Linked DNA regions of Homo sapiens: regions 1, 3, 4 and 5 are each linked to region 2. The links are chromatin contacts, found by Hi-C or POLR2A ChIA-PET in ENCODE. All regions are on one chromosome and are shown on one strand. Each heading gives the region's core, a stretch centred on a gene start or an enhancer-like site at or near the end of the contact. The rest is flanking DNA. Distances are from core to core; before and after follow the strand shown. Region 1 holds the start of ATG13 (autophagy related 13). Region 2 holds the start of MADD (MAP kinase activating death domain). Region 3 holds the start of ARHGAP1 (Rho GTPase activating protein 1). Region 4 holds the start of DGKZ (diacylglycerol kinase zeta). Region 5 overlaps ATG13 (autophagy related 13).

What was found. A loop is a pair of places that touch in the nucleus more often than their neighbours do. ChIA-PET counts read pairs that join two places held with the same protein, here RNA polymerase II (POLR2A). Pooled maps may share reads with other maps.
Region 1: a pooled map shows a loop between it and region 2 (11-fold over the local background). The contact joins the promoter of ATG13 here to the promoter of MADD in region 2. A Hi-C loop is called at or near these places in 1 of 37 single-sample maps with no recorded cell type and 9 of 50 pooled maps. POLR2A ChIA-PET finds 5 or more read pairs at or near these places in 2 of 52 experiments (GM12878 and activated CD8-positive, alpha-beta memory T cell).
Region 3: a loop to region 2 is called in a map of B cell, with 29 times the contacts of the local background. The contact joins the promoter of ARHGAP1 here to the promoter of MADD in region 2. A Hi-C loop is called at or near these places in 4 of 168 maps with a recorded cell type or tissue (B cell, CD4-positive, alpha-beta T cell and naive thymus-derived CD4-positive, alpha-beta T cell), 6 of 37 single-sample maps with no recorded cell type and 13 of 50 pooled maps. POLR2A ChIA-PET finds 5 or more read pairs at or near these places in 1 of 52 experiments (H1).
Region 4: a loop to region 2 is called in a map of naive thymus-derived CD4-positive, alpha-beta T cell, with 8 times the contacts of the local background. The contact joins the promoter of DGKZ here to the promoter of MADD in region 2. A Hi-C loop is called at or near these places in 1 of 168 maps with a recorded cell type or tissue (naive thymus-derived CD4-positive, alpha-beta T cell), 1 of 37 single-sample maps with no recorded cell type and 8 of 50 pooled maps.
Region 5: a pooled map shows a loop between it and region 2 (6-fold over the local background). The contact joins the enhancer-like site here to the promoter of MADD in region 2. A Hi-C loop is called at or near these places in 4 of 50 pooled maps. POLR2A ChIA-PET finds 5 or more read pairs at or near these places in 2 of 52 experiments (OCI-LY7 and T-cell).

The regions. Positions count from the first base shown.
Region 1 is chr11:46,616,249-46,618,948 of GRCh38, reverse strand. ATG13 (autophagy related 13) reads right to left here and starts at 1,396. Exons shown (of 19, transcript NM_001346311.2): 1 at 1,059-1,396. HARBI1 (harbinger transposase derived 1) reads left to right here and starts at 1,722. Exons shown (of 3, transcript NM_173811.4): 1 at 1,722-1,825; 2 at 2,568-2,700. RefSeq lists a silencer at 1,136-1,430 and an enhancer at 1,410-1,589.
Region 2 is chr11:47,268,861-47,271,560 of GRCh38, reverse strand. It overlaps MADD (MAP kinase activating death domain), which reads right to left and starts at 1,428. Exons shown (of 37, transcript NM_001376571.1): 1 at 1,315-1,428. It overlaps NR1H3 (nuclear receptor subfamily 1 group H member 3), which reads right to left. Exons shown (of 10, transcript NM_005693.4): 10 at 2,528-2,700. MADD-AS1 (MADD antisense RNA 1) reads left to right here. Exons shown (of 3, transcript NR_120569.1): 2 at 420-482; 3 at 581-904. RefSeq lists enhancers at 1,369-1,663, 2,137-2,246 and silencers at 1,137-1,666, 1,877-1,986.
Region 3 is chr11:46,699,184-46,701,883 of GRCh38, reverse strand. ARHGAP1 (Rho GTPase activating protein 1) reads left to right here and starts at 1,265. Exons shown (of 13, transcript NM_004308.5): 1 at 1,265-1,333. It overlaps ZNF408 (zinc finger protein 408), which reads right to left and starts at 853. Exons shown (of 5, transcript NM_024741.3): 1 at 785-853; 2 at 208-485. The coding sequence starts at 836. RefSeq lists an enhancer at 770-1,059 and a silencer at 1,390-1,509.
Region 4 is chr11:46,346,097-46,348,796 of GRCh38, reverse strand. DGKZ (diacylglycerol kinase zeta) reads right to left here and starts at 1,334. Exons shown (of 31, transcript NM_001199267.2): 1 at 977-1,334. The coding sequence starts at 1,137. RefSeq lists silencers at 26-185, 822-1,035, 998-1,047, 1,148-1,627 and enhancers at 1-508, 2,412-2,461, 2,532-2,601.
Region 5 is chr11:46,669,838-46,672,537 of GRCh38, reverse strand. It overlaps ATG13 (autophagy related 13), which reads right to left. Exons shown (of 19, transcript NM_001346311.2): 19 at 1-283. The coding sequence ends at 206. Among named protein-coding and RNA genes, the nearest start is that of ARHGAP1, 29 kb to the left of the region's middle. Within about 2 kb of position 1,362, at least 9 of the 41 ENCODE cell types and tissues checked have a DNase peak (open chromatin) inside an H3K27ac peak, as active enhancers do.

The DNA.
Region 1 (2,700 bases), core at 147-2,646, 650 kb after region 2:
CACTTTAGAAGGCTGAGGTGGGAGGATTCCCTGAGCCCAGGAGTTTGAGATTAAAGTTAGCTATGAAGGCGCCACTGTACTCCAGCTTGGGTAACACAGCAATACCTTATCTCTAATAATAATAATAAAAATTTTAAAATCTAAAAAACTAAAAGACTTCTCCTGAGCTGATAAATGGAGAGTTGAAAACAACAAAAAAAAAACCTCATAATTGAGCTGGAGCCACTACATGCACACATGAAAAGGACTAACAGTCATAAAACAACACACAAAATCTGGAAGCTAATTTAGTGTAAAGGAAGAGCTTGTTGTTTCTTATTATAATACATCTCCCACTAAAGGTGTCCAATAAATTCTATCACCTTAGGAGATGAGTTTTAAACTAAGTGTAATGAGAAAATAGGTAATTTTTTAAAATCTCTTTTTTCTTTTTGGCTGCGGGGTGGCCAGAGAACGAAGAAATACCAAAAGTGAAATGCTACGCTGAATTGACCAGGCTAACTGGGAACTCACTGGAAAAGTGAAAACTGGGAAGAATTAGTGATGAGCTCAAGAAGGTGCTTAGCCACTTACCCAGAGATTTATTTAATGAGAATGGATCACAGGTTTCCACAGGTCGTTCCACTGCCAGTAAGAAGACAGTCGTGAACCATGGGTCCCTTTTTTCACTAGTCAACAGTCACCCTCACCTACACGCGGAGTACATATTTGGCACTCAGCAAATCTTGATTGAATGAAAACCTACCTCACTCATATTGGCACCCAACCCCGGAGTTATGGCCCCCCAAATTACCTCCAAAACGCCTGACGACCTAACCCAAGGAGCTGAAAAAGTGGAGAGGAAAGCTCTGGGGTGGAGGGGATTCTCTGCCAAACAAGCAGGGGCCAACGGGGCCTAGACCAACTCAACTTCCCACAGAAAACTCAGGGGCCCAGGGGATTGAACCGTGGCTAATCCCTTCTACTTCCACGAAGCAGCAGCCAAGGGGCCGCAGATCCACAGCCTCCCACCCGGGGGCGCTGAGAGATCTTGGGGTATCCCCCGCAAAAGTTAGTACCTGCGAAGCTGCGGCACAAAGAGTGGTTCCGGGCTCTCATTACGGAGGCCGGGACCTGGGACCGACCAGCCGCGCCTCCTGGCTGAGGGTTCCGCGCTCCGGAGCTGCAGTGACCGTACACGTCGCCGATAGACACCTAAGGCTTCAGAAGGGTCCTGGCTCGCAGGCCCCAGACGTTTTGCTCCTAAGACTCCGCGAGTTGTCGCACCCACGTCGACTGGCGCTCTTCAGTGCTTCCCTCACTGGTTAAGCGGTCACTCCCGCCTTAAGCCCAGCAGCCGGTCGCTTCCCGGCGCCGCCATCGTTAGTGTTTGTTTTCATCCGCTTCGGTAATGGCCGGGGGGGGGGGGTGAAAGAGGGCTACGGGGGAAATCCAGATGCCTAACCTTAGTCGCACTTTCGCTACAGTACGGACGCCCTATTTATTCTTTTAGTCCTCAAAATATCCATAAAAGTTGATTTTCATTCCACGTAAGCTTTCTTCTCCAATCTTTCTAAGCTACTCAAGATAAAACAAAGACGGAAAGGCGGTGTTTGAGAGAGAGAGAGAGAGACCGTTTGGGCCGCGTGTGGAATGTGCGGAGATGAACCGCAGGTAGCCGCGGCAGCGGCAGTGAGGGCGCGGCGCGGGGCGGGCGCTGACGCGGAAGGGGCGGTGCCGCTGTTGCGCGCCGTGGCGGCCTCTGTGCAGTCGCCGGTTCCGGAGGAGGGCCCAACCCGGCTGGGTGGGTGGGAAGTGTGGCTGGTAACCTGGCAGCCGCGGAGAGGTGGGTGACGGGCCTGGGCTAACTGAGTGGCCGGCGCAATCAGACTTTGACATCCGTTTTTAGGGTGCCCTTTAAAAGTGGCAGAGTCGCTTCCCAAACCTGGTTCGGCCAGCCTCTTTTTCGCTCCCGACTTCCAATGTGTCTGGTCTTCCGTACTTCCTGGCCCTCAGGTTCACGATTTGGAGTTCTTGGAGTGAGGGAAAAGCCTTTTGTTACAGCACACAGTGTACGTCCATAAGGCTGGGTTGTGGACTTTGGTTGTTTTTTTTTTTTTTTTTTTTTTTTTTTTTTTGCCCCTTCTTTTCTTGTTAGACTGGTTTGAACACCCCAGCATCTGTCCTGTATTTGTCAGGTGAAACCAGAAGTCTTTGGATAATGAAACCCGTGACCAATTCTTACCCAAGGTGGTTATGACATATGTCAGCTGCTTCTTGGCCTATATAGTTAGAAGCCGACCTCTTTTACCTTGTGAATAATTATGTCATCACCTCCATTATTCTTTTGGTGTTCTCAATTGAAATGCCAAGCATTAAATGAGCCACAAAGATTGAATTCCCATTATCCTTGAATCAGAGCAAGCCTGTCGTGCAGCCATGAGTTAGTGGAGAAAAATCCGGAGTTGTAAGTACAGTACGTTTTGCCTCAACAAAATGGAAATTTGTAGAAAAGGAGCTGCTCCAGCCTTTGAGTCACTTTAAAGTCTTTGGTAGGTTCCTAATGTTTTTTCTTTTAACATTTACAGAGAGAAGATTATAAATGGCAGAGCCATTTAACTGTGGTTAGCTGTTGGATTCTGATACTTTCTTAAAAATACGTTCTTGCACCAACATCTTCATTGGGAACAGTTCAGAAAAAGCAAAGAGGAGAGCCAACAT
Region 2 (2,700 bases), core at 179-2,678:
ACGCATCAGGCCTCTCTAGCCTTGGTGGGATCTCAGTCCCTCTCCACTGACAACTATCTGACGAAACTCAAGTCACTCACAATCATTTCCTTCCAGAGCCACAAGGACCCTGAGATCTTGTTATTATTCTAGCTACGGGTGGTAGGATAAATTTTTAGCCAGAGTTCACATCTGATCAGCAGCCACTGCCTTCAGTTATTCAGATTGCAAAGATAACTAAGATTTTCCTTCTCATTCTCTCCTCTCTCCCCTCCCCAAAAAGACTAACACCTTTAACTCCTCTAAAGACTAAATCCTCTAACATCACCCACAACTCACACTCTTGTCTTCACAACCAACGAGGCTCCGACTCTGCCTCTTGCCTCAACCATGTTTACTAACGTAGAGCCTCTGGTTCCTATCTTCCTGTATTCCAAAAGCATCCAGCTCAAAATGCATATCTATCTGCTGAAGTCCGACATCACCATCAGCTCCACCCAGAGGTAGATTTAGGATTCACAAACTTTTAAGTTATCTATGCCTTTTCAGCAGAAATAGCCATGCTAACCAACCCTTTGGATTCGTCCCTCATTTTGGACAGGATCTCACAGTAAAACCACAGGAACCAGAGAGCGATATGACATCTCTGCTGACGTGAACACAACAGGAGGCTCTCCTCCCCTCCTCTACCTCCCCAGGCAGTGACCTTGCAAGCTCATCAGCACAGACTGGTCCAGCGTATGGGAGAACTGGAGCAAGGAGGCTGGCAGCTGGCAGGGTTGGGGTAGAGGGGAGGGCAGGGAAAGGTGGAAGAAGGTAGATACACGAGGATGGGGAGGAGAGCGATTGCAGAAAGATGAAATGGTGTTCTCTCTCCAGCAAGTCAATTTTGAAATATCAAGTTAAAAAAAAAATTTCTTGAGAACCAAACGTGTTTCTCCAAATTCTAGCCAAAAATAAGGCGCAAGCACGCACACGCACAAGCACACCCGCCAAGCGCTGTGCGGGTTCGGCCCCAGGGCTGGCCAGCTCTGCCCGCCCCCTCACCTGCTGGACAGTTCTCCCCCGCCCCCGCCCCCGCCCCGAACCTGAACCCGAGCCGCCCGCTCGGCAGGAACCAAGCCCAGTAGCCTGAGCCCCCTCCTCTGCCCGGGGCGCCCCCATCCCCGTCCCCGCCCCTCCTCGGCAGACCCCCGTCCCCACGCCCCTTCACACTCCCCCAGGGCCTCCTGAGAGACCCCTTCCTCCAAGAGCCACGGTGTCCTCTCAGAGCCCGTCTCCCGCTCGGAGTCCCCAGACGCTCGCCCAGGACCCCACCGGCCCAGACTCTCCTACCTCCCAAGCTCTGGGGGACTGGCCAGGCCCAGCCCGACGTCCCCCGGCAGCGGGGCGTCAGTCGCTCCCCAGCGCGGCGCCGCTCCGAGCGGGCGCCAGTTCCGCGTCTGCACTGGGGGGCACGCACCACTCGCGCGGGGTGCGGAGGGGGAGGCCGGGGCCGGGGCCGTACCATTCAGCCCGGGGGGCCGGGGCTGCACCGAGCCGAGCGCCGCGGGGCGGGGCCGACCTCGGGAGACAGCGGCTGCGCACAGACCTAGCCTAGCGCCCGTGGGCGCGGGAGGGCGCGCCAGGCCGACCCAGCGCCGTCGCGTGCCAAGTGGGGGACCCACAGCAGTACCTTCTGTTTGGGTTGCTCAGAGAGACTCTCACCCGACGGGGTCATAGCGCCCGTTTCGACGACATGGGGATTCCTCTGAAAGTCACTTCCCAAGATAATCGGCCCCTGAGACTTCCTGACGGGCTCCCCATCCCCCAGTCCCCACCCCCCACTCACGCGCTTTGGCGGTGCTCGGCGTCCGAGCAGGGAAGCCGGCTGCCGAGCGGTGGAGCCTACCAATCCTGGGCAGCGGGGGCAGAGGGGGGCGCGCGGCCGCGGTTACCTCCACCGGGCGCGCGCGGGGAGTGGGGGGGCGTGGCCGCGCCGCGGCGCCCGCTGGGAGATGGAGTCCAGTCAGTCCGCGAGGACAGCCCCGCCTCAGGACATCCTCCCCGCGGCCACACGGCTCTTCTCTTCCTGTCCCAAAGGGCCTGGGGACCGACACTGGGTTCTAGGTCTTTCAGGTTGTGCCTTTTTCAGATGCCAAAGGAAAAACCAAGGCATGCTACACATGCACGTGAGGTGCACCGCCGACGCCTTAGCGCTGAAATCCAACACTTCCTCCTCCACCGCAGAAAGGCAACCGGATCCTACCCGGATCCCAGCAGGGGAAGGGGGCGCCTAAGCCTCAGCATTCCATTTACCCATATGGCGCAGTGGGGGTTAGTAAGAAGAGGCCCCCTCTCACGGCCAAGGCTGTCATTTGTGACTCTCCCTCCTCTGGGCCTGGAGGCGGATCCTAAAGATCGCAGGCTTCCTCCTCTATTACCGTGTCCCCACCCCCAATCCAGAAATTGGTTTCTCTCATTTTGTATTCATTTTGATCTTCCTGTTCAAACAGTACCAGACCTATCAGTGAGGCGGCGCTGAGGCATTTATGGCCATACCACAGAGTGACAGTGGAGAATTTTTCTTGGGGCCCTGTGGGAAAAACAGGAAGTGGTGGAGGCAGGATGGGCAGGGCTCTGGAGAACCCTGTGCAAAGTGGCCCCCAGGCCCATCCGTTTGTGGGGTCAGCATGATCTTCAGACACAGCACAGTGTTAGCGAGGGCTCCACTGCTCAGTA
Region 3 (2,700 bases), core at 16-2,515, 570 kb after region 2:
CACTGTATGATTCCAGCTTTCAACAACTTTTCAAACCTCGATTCTTTAACTACTGCTGCTGAGAGGAGACAGTCCTGAAGAGAAGGGACAAGACTATCTCCTATCTCTTGAAATACTCTCTTTCTTCAAATTGAAAAGCTGTCTAGCAATGTCCAAACCTCCCCTACATTTTCAAGGGCGGAGGGAAGTCGCTCTATCCTTCAATACCTCCTCCTGCCGTGGCTTTACTCCCTCGCCCTTCTCCTTGGAGGCAGACTCCTCTTCCAGCGGCCCCCACAGCAGGCCGGGCTGCAGGGGGTCCCCGACACACCAGACCCCCAAGCGCTGTTCCTTGGCGAGTGAGGGGCCAAGGGCCAAGCCCCGGGGAAGGCTCTTTAAAGCGAGGATGTCTCGGGTCGGCTCGGGTGGGACGTCTTTGAGGCCCTGCGTACAGCCTTCTCCGGAAGGGTTCCATCCTAAGTCCAGGCCCAGGCGCGGCTCGCGGGCTGCAGAGAGAAGGGAAGACAGTGAGGGAGCCACCCAAGAAGGTGGGAGGTGGGGAAAAGTGTGGGAGGAAACCGCAGGTCCAGGTGGGCCTGCGGAGCCCGAGGGACAGGTGAGGGCTCTAAGGAGGGCCCTGAAAGTTTTGAGGAGGCTCAAGGGCTCTTCAGAAGCCCCCAGCGACTCTGAGGGCACTGGAGGATCCTGGGATCCGGAGGAGAGAAGACTGAGGAGAAAGCTGACCACAGAGCGTCAGATCCACCTGGGCCAAGGTTGAGGGTCGCGGACATCGCAGGTCACTCACCGAGTTGCAGCGCCTTCTTCCCCTCCAAGAGCAGCTCCTCCGCCTCCTCCATTCCGGGTCAGAAAGCCTCCCTACGCCGGAAGTGAGCTTCCTCTTCTCAGCTCCTCCAGGAAACAGTCACGGACTTCCAAATTTTTTTCTCAGGAAAGAAGCCTCAGAGCTGGACCTCATTGGTGCACAGGACTGGGAGTTTGGGAGTACTGGGGAGGCAGAACTCTGTCCGAGAGCAATGCGAACCTCGGATTCCGGAGGTGCACCAGTGATTCGACTAGCTGGGAAAGCGGAACTAATTGTTCCAGCCATCTCTTTGGGAGCGACGAGTCGGACAGTTATGCTGTTACCTCCCCGAGGCAGGAACTTAGGCGGGCATGTGCAGGAAGTGGGCGGGGCTCCTGGAAAGGCCATGTTTGGGGCCGGAAGTGGGTTGGAGGTGTGGCGGAAATGGTTGGGGATAGAAGAGAGCGGGAGGGGGCGGTTCCCGTTCCACCGCGGAGCCGGATGTTTGCCGAGCCTTGACAGGCGTGGCAGAGGGAGCAGTGCCCGAGCGCGGTGAGCTGCTGGGCGCGGGGTCTCCCCGGGTGGGGATGGGGAAAGGAAAGGAGCTGGCCAGGTCGTCCGAAGGGATGGGGTCCGGATGGGGAGGACCGGAGCAGATCCGAGGAGGGGAACGGGGGTGGAACTGGGCTCAGAGGCCTGGCCTTCCTGCAGGGTTTCTGCCCCATTTTGGCGCCTGCAATAAGAGGACTTAATCATTTTCACTACCTTCTTCCTGCCTTCCCCAGGGCAGAGTCCAGGCCGGATCGCTGTCATCCAGCAAGCCGGCGGGAGGGGGAAATCTCCCAGATCTGATCTGGCAAAGCACTAAGAAGAAGAAATTTGGGGGAAGTGTTCCTCCTTGCCACTTATTAGGCCACGCTTTCAGTTCAACTTATTTATTTTTTTAAGACGGAGTTTCACTCTTATTGCCCAGGCTGGAGTCTCGGTTCACTGCAACCTCCGCCTCCCGGATTCAAGCGATTCTCCTGCCTCAGCCTCCTGAGTAGCTGGGATTACAGGCGTCCGCCACCACGCCCGGCTAATTTTTGTATTTTTAGTAGAGACAGGGTTTCACCATGTTGGCCAGGCTGGTCTCGAACTCCTGACCTCGTGATCCTCCCGCCCCCGCCTCCCAAAGTGCTGGGATTATAGACGTGAGCCACTGCGCCCGGCCTCAGTTCAACTTCTTAATCTGTGAAACAGGATAATTGCAAAACGTAACCTGGGCTTTGTAAACCGTGAAGCTCTATGCAAACATAATTGTAGTTGAGAGTTGTAATTGCTGTTGTATTGTGGTGGGATTTGCAACTGGGAGGCCGATTCCAACGTTGAGAATATGATTTCTTTTCTTTTTTTTTTTTTAGACGGAGTCTCACTCTGTCGCCCAGGCTGGAGTGCAGTGGCGTGATCTCGGCTCACTGCAACCTCCGCCTCCCGGGTTCAAGCGATTCTTCTGCCTCAGCCTCCCAGGTAGCTGGGAGTACAGGCGCGCGCCACCACACCCGGCTAATTTTTGTATTTTTAGTAGAGATGGGGTTTCACCATCTTGGCCAGGTTGGTCTCCAAATCCTGACCTTGTGATCCGCCCGCCTCGGCCTCCCAAAGTGCTGGGATTACAGCCGTGAACCACCGTGCCCGGCTGGTCCTCTCTTTCCTCACTGTAAAATGAGCTTAGTAGAACATGCCTCATCAGTGCTATCGTGAGGTTGAGTTTGTGTCCCCAGTTCATGGTCCTATATAGGCCCTCAACAAGTGTGGGTTCCCTTCTTTACTTAGGAGATGAATTAATTGGTTCATTCATTCAACAAATGATAGCATCTACTATATATCAGGTGTCATTCTGAATAGACCAGAAGTTCTTAAACAGTGATTCTCAGAAG
Region 4 (2,700 bases), core at 85-2,584, 920 kb after region 2:
AGGGAGCCAGGTCAGGTACTCCTGGGGCCTCACGTCCCTTACCTTACACCACGGCTACCAGGGCAGGCAGCGGCTCACGACCAAGAGCAGCACACTTGCCATGAACTGCCTGCACTCAGTCTTTCCACACTCTCCCCCCGGTTCCCCGCTAGAGTCCTGGTCAAAGCTCTGTCACAGGCACAAGATGGTGACATTTGGAGTGCTGGGGGAGGGGGCAAGATGAAGCTTGAACAGCCAGCAGATTCCAGACTCCAGCCCACCCCATCCCTTTCCCAGCATGGGCTGGAAGAGGGTAGAGGGAGACATGCTGCCTGCCTAGCAGAGGGATGGGCTGGGGTCTCTCTGCTAATTAAGAGCAAGGTAGGGCAGATGATCAGGCACCCCCAACCCCAAGGAGAAGCTTAACATGTTAAACAATTAAACCAGTGACCAGAGCTTGGGGACAAGCCATGTGTGGTGACGGTATCAACGGGGCTACGTTCTGCAGATGCCACGCAGTGATGGTAGGCAACCTGGTCCCACGAAAGTCCAAAGGGCGGTGTGATCCCCACCTCAGTGGTGCCAGGAGGCTCAGAGAGGCCCTGTTCTATCAGTGCCAAGAAGGCGTGGGTGACCAGTCCTGGGGGCCCAACCTGCTTGTGCCGGGGGCTGGGGTGATTCCATCTTCCTGCTGGAGGGTTGGGAGCCGATCCTCCCACGGTACTACACATGAGGCGCACTAGACTGCCGGTGCCAGGGAATGACCCCCACCCGGTGACAGTGCCAAGCCGACCGATCCCGCCCGTGTCCCGGCCCTGGGGGATGACTCCCAGTGGGTGCCCACGCCAAGACGGCTCGTGCCGCCGGTGCCAGCCTCTCCCCGACTCAGTGTCAGTACCGAAGTGGCCCGGACCCCCAGTGGCCGAGGAATGTCCCCCGGTGAGGGAGCGGTAACCTGCCGGTGCCTCGGTGCCTGCCCCGCCGCCGCCCCGCTCACCTGTGCCCGAAGAGCCGCAGCCCCGGGAAGCGCCGCTTGTTGAGTCGCCGCGGCGCCTTGTCCGGCTCGGGACCGGCGTCGCGCTCGGAGCCGCTGGACGAGGCGGAAGCCGACTCGGAGTCGCTGCTCCGGGCCTCGGGGCTACCGTCCCGCGGCTCCATCCGGCCCTAGCCCCGGCCGGCGGAGGGCCCGCGGGAGACGCCCATGCCGGGCCGGCGGCCGGGGCTCAGCACGCCCGCTCCGCGCCGCCCGCCACCTCCATGGCGCGCGCTCGCTCCGCCCGCCCCGCGCCGCGCGCCCCCGCTCCCCACGCCCAGGTGCCCGGGAAGCCGCTGCCGCCGCCGCTCCAGGAAGTGCCGCCAGCCGCGGCCGCAGGACCCCGCATAGCTGGCCGGGCCGCTGCCTGCCCGCCGCCGAGCACGCCCCCTCGGCCGCACGGTGGCACCGGGCCCGCAGCGCCCTCTGCCGGACGCCCGCTGCGCTGCAGCCCGCTGGGGCGGTCCGAGGGGCGGGGCGACGAATGGGCGGGGCAGCAGAAAGCCCTGCCCCCAGCCCGGCCCGGCCCGCCTGGATGGGACTGAATCTCCCGGCCTGGCACACTCGCACTGCGCGCATCCAGACGCGCATCTTTCCTCCCCCGATCCCTCCGCTACCAAACAACTGCACGCTCACAAGTGTACACTCGCGAGGGCTGCTGTCACCACCTCCCCTCCGCTCTCGCACACCCTACTCATAGCCACTCACAATCTCCACCCATACCTCCTTGGCTCCCCCAAATCGCACCCAGGGGAACAAAAGTCACACAGTGCTCCCCATGCACGCAGAACAAACACATCCCTTACACAATTATGCCCACTCATTACTTAAACGAACACTTCCCACCCCAGCCTCTCGCACTCAGTGACCAAAGTCACTTAATGACTCGCACACACACCAACAAAGAACTCACAAGTTTCTCCTACAAAGTCATCCTTCCACAGCTATTCACAATGGTTTCCAACCTTCTCACCCAGGCCCAACACATCGCATTTTCCTGACATAGTATTCAACAGAACCTATAGATCTCATATGCTACGGGAATCACCTGCACAGCCCTTACACACTCACAAATACACAGAAGGACAACAGGTACCACACTCCCATTCACAAGCACACATGCCCACACAGAACACACACCTTTCTCCTACATACAAATACTCCCAGGACAATGGTTACCGGTTGCCACATCCCTCACACATATGTATGTGTGTGCATATGCACACACTCCCATCCAGAAATATACCTCACATGCACACACAAAGACACCCCACAATGCAGCCGAGGCCGTCCCCCTCCAGAAATGAGAGCAATTGGAACCCAAGCAGTCACCTGTAGGGGCACAGCCATCACACACACCGGGGCTGTTTCTGATGGCCCCCGCAGGGCTGACGAAGGGAGGCCAGGAGCTGGGAAGCATGGTCTTCCACCTCCCCAAACCCTACCACCCTGCTGCCCACACCAGCTGCCCACTACTTCTGTGTGCACGCCTCTCTGCCAAGCCACATCCTGTGTCACCTTCGCTTTCATCCTCCCCTCTTGGGTTCTGGCAGCCCGTTTTCCAGCCTTAGTCAGCCGCAAATAGCCAATGCTTAGGGCTGTGACCTGCGGACAAGCCTGTGATTTTGAGGAAGAACCAGCACCCCGAGGCCCAGAACCCTCTCCCAGTTTCCTGCAAGTTGGGAGAA
Region 5 (2,700 bases), core at 113-2,612, 600 kb after region 2:
TTCTCCAACTGGGCACTGGGCTTGACTGCCGCCACGGAGTCTCCAGGAGGTCCAAGAGTAGGGACTTCTGGGTCCCCATGGGAGAAGCCAGCCTCCCTTCCACCTGGCTCAGAGCAGGATGAGGGGTGGGAGCAGCTGATGCATGGGAGGCTGCTTATGCCCTGGGGCCACAAAAAGGGGGTGCTGCTGGGACTCAAGGATACTTTTACTGCAGGGTTTCCACAAAGGCATCAAACTCGCGGACATTCTTCTCATGCACAGCCAGCTTCTCTGGTAATGAGTCCTGTACCGGAAAGAGAGGGAAGAGCCGTTTATTCAGGCAGGGCCTTGAGGAGGCAGCCAGCCCAGTCCCGAAGAGGGGAGGCAGCAAGCAAGACGAAGCTCAGCCCTAGCTGGGCCGAGCAAGTGGGAGAACGCAGGGCAGCTGCGTAGGCACAGGGTAGGGAGGGGTATATGCATCAGGGCTTTGCAGGGGCTGGAGGATTAATGGAACGGCCTTGGGAGTCCAAGTGGGCCACACACTTAACAAAAGAGAAAAGGACCACAAGAGCAAGATGATTCAGAAATTAAACATGAAATATCCCTGGCACAGATCTGACTGACACTAGAATAAAATACCAAGTGTACAGCTCTACAAATTAAACAGTTTACAAAAGATTTCTTCACACCCTTTGCTGGGCATCGGGACCCCCTGGGGGGAATGTGAACCAGGTGGCCCCACTATACTACTGACATTCTGACACAGTAGCAGGTCTGTGGTAAGGCCTAGGAATCTGTATTTTTAAATTTTTTTCTTGAGACAGAGTCTCGCTCTGTCACCCAGGCTGGAGTGCTGTGGTGTGATCTCAGCTCACTGCAACCTCCGCCTCCCGAGTTCAAGCAATTCTCTGCCTCAGCCTCCTGAGTAGCTTGAGTAGCCTCCTGAGGCGCCCGTCACCAAGCCCAGCTAATTTTTTGTATTTTTAGTAGAGACAGGGTTTCACCATGTTGCCCAGGCTGGTCTTGAACTCCTGATGTTGTGATCCACCCGCCTCGGCCTCCCAAAGTGCTGGGATTACAGGCATGAGCCACTGCACCCGGCCAGAATCTGTTATCTTTATACCAGCTGAGGAAGGGGTGAGTTAGAGATTGAGAGAGAATGGTAAAGACAGAAGCAGAGGAAAACAGAACTGTGAGAAGTTTAACTGTCCTAGAGTATCAACTATTAATAAAAATGCGTCTCTACTGATGACTAAATGAACAGAAGCTGCATCTGCAGAGTTTCACCATCACAATTTCCTGCCAGTAGGGGTTTAAACACGACCACAAGGGAGCGTGGAGAGTCTCTTGCCTCAGAGTTTTTAATGTGGCCTGGAGACACCAACAGCTGAGGGTGGTTTGGGTGCAGCTTCCTGAAAGGAGAGGGAGGCCTCAGAACTGGCTACGGCTGTGGCATCAGTTGAGAGAATTGGAGCCACACTTTCTTCCAAGTGCATGTCATGATAGGCAAGGGAGTTTAGTGGTTAAAAGGCTAAATTGAGGAACCAGATCCTCTAAGATCAAGCAAAGCTTTGTTTTGCCTGGGTCTGTGTGACTATGAGCAAGCTAATCATTGTTGGTTTTCTCATCTGTAAACTGGGATGAGAAAACTTACCTCTTAGGGCTGTTGAAGATTCATGTAAAACACTTAGAAAAATGCCTGGCACTCAAAAAGCCTTGATTTTTATTTATTTATTTATTTGTTTTTGAGACAGGGTCTCACTCTGTCACCTAGGCTAGAGGCAGTGGCGCAAACATGGCTCACTCCAGCATTGACTTCCCCAGCTCAAGCAAGCAATCCTCCTGCCTCCACCTCCCAAGGCAGCTGGAACTACAGACGGATGCCACCACGCCCAGCTAATTTTTTGTACTTTTTGTAGAGACAGGGTTTCACCATGTTGCTCAGGCTGGTCTTAAACTCCTGAGTTCAAGTGAAGGCCTCCTCAGCCTCCCAAAGTGCTGAGATTACAGGTGTGAGCCACTGTGCCTGGCCCAAAAGGTCTTGGTAGTAGTAATTATTACTTTTTTTTTTTTTTTTTGAGATGGAGTCTCACTCTGTCACCCGGGTTGGAGTGCAGTGATCCAATCTTGGCTCACTGCAACCCCCACCTCCCAAGTTCAAGTGATTCTCCTGCCTCTGCCTCCCGAGTGGCTGGGATTACAGGTGCCCGCCACCATGCCTGGCTAATTTTTGTATTTTTAGTAGAGACGGGGTTTCACCATGTTGGCCAGGCTGGTCTCGAACTCCTGACCTTGTGATCTGCCTGCCTTGGCCTCCCAAAGTGCTGGGATTACAGGCGTGAGCCACTGCACCTGGCTATTACTGTATTGTTATTACTGGGCATGCTTTTCTCCTTAAAGCAAATCCAGGGCAGCTACCATAGGATCTTAATATCTATTTAGGAGGTGATCATTCCACCTCAAAGAGGGACATCTCCTGGCATGGGGCACCCAGTTTGTGGCTTGTGCGGGGCACTCTTCTGCCCCTCAGAGGCAGGAAGAGGAAATGCCCTAAGCAGAGATGGGGTCATTATAATCAGTATCAGGACATCTGGTCAAGTGTGAGAACTGCTAGATGACGGAGTGAGCTCTCTGAGGAAAGAGCAAGAACACAGATACTCAGGACCTCACAATCTCCTCTGCCCAGTACCACTGGCATCTGCCTGGAAAGCTAAATAGCTA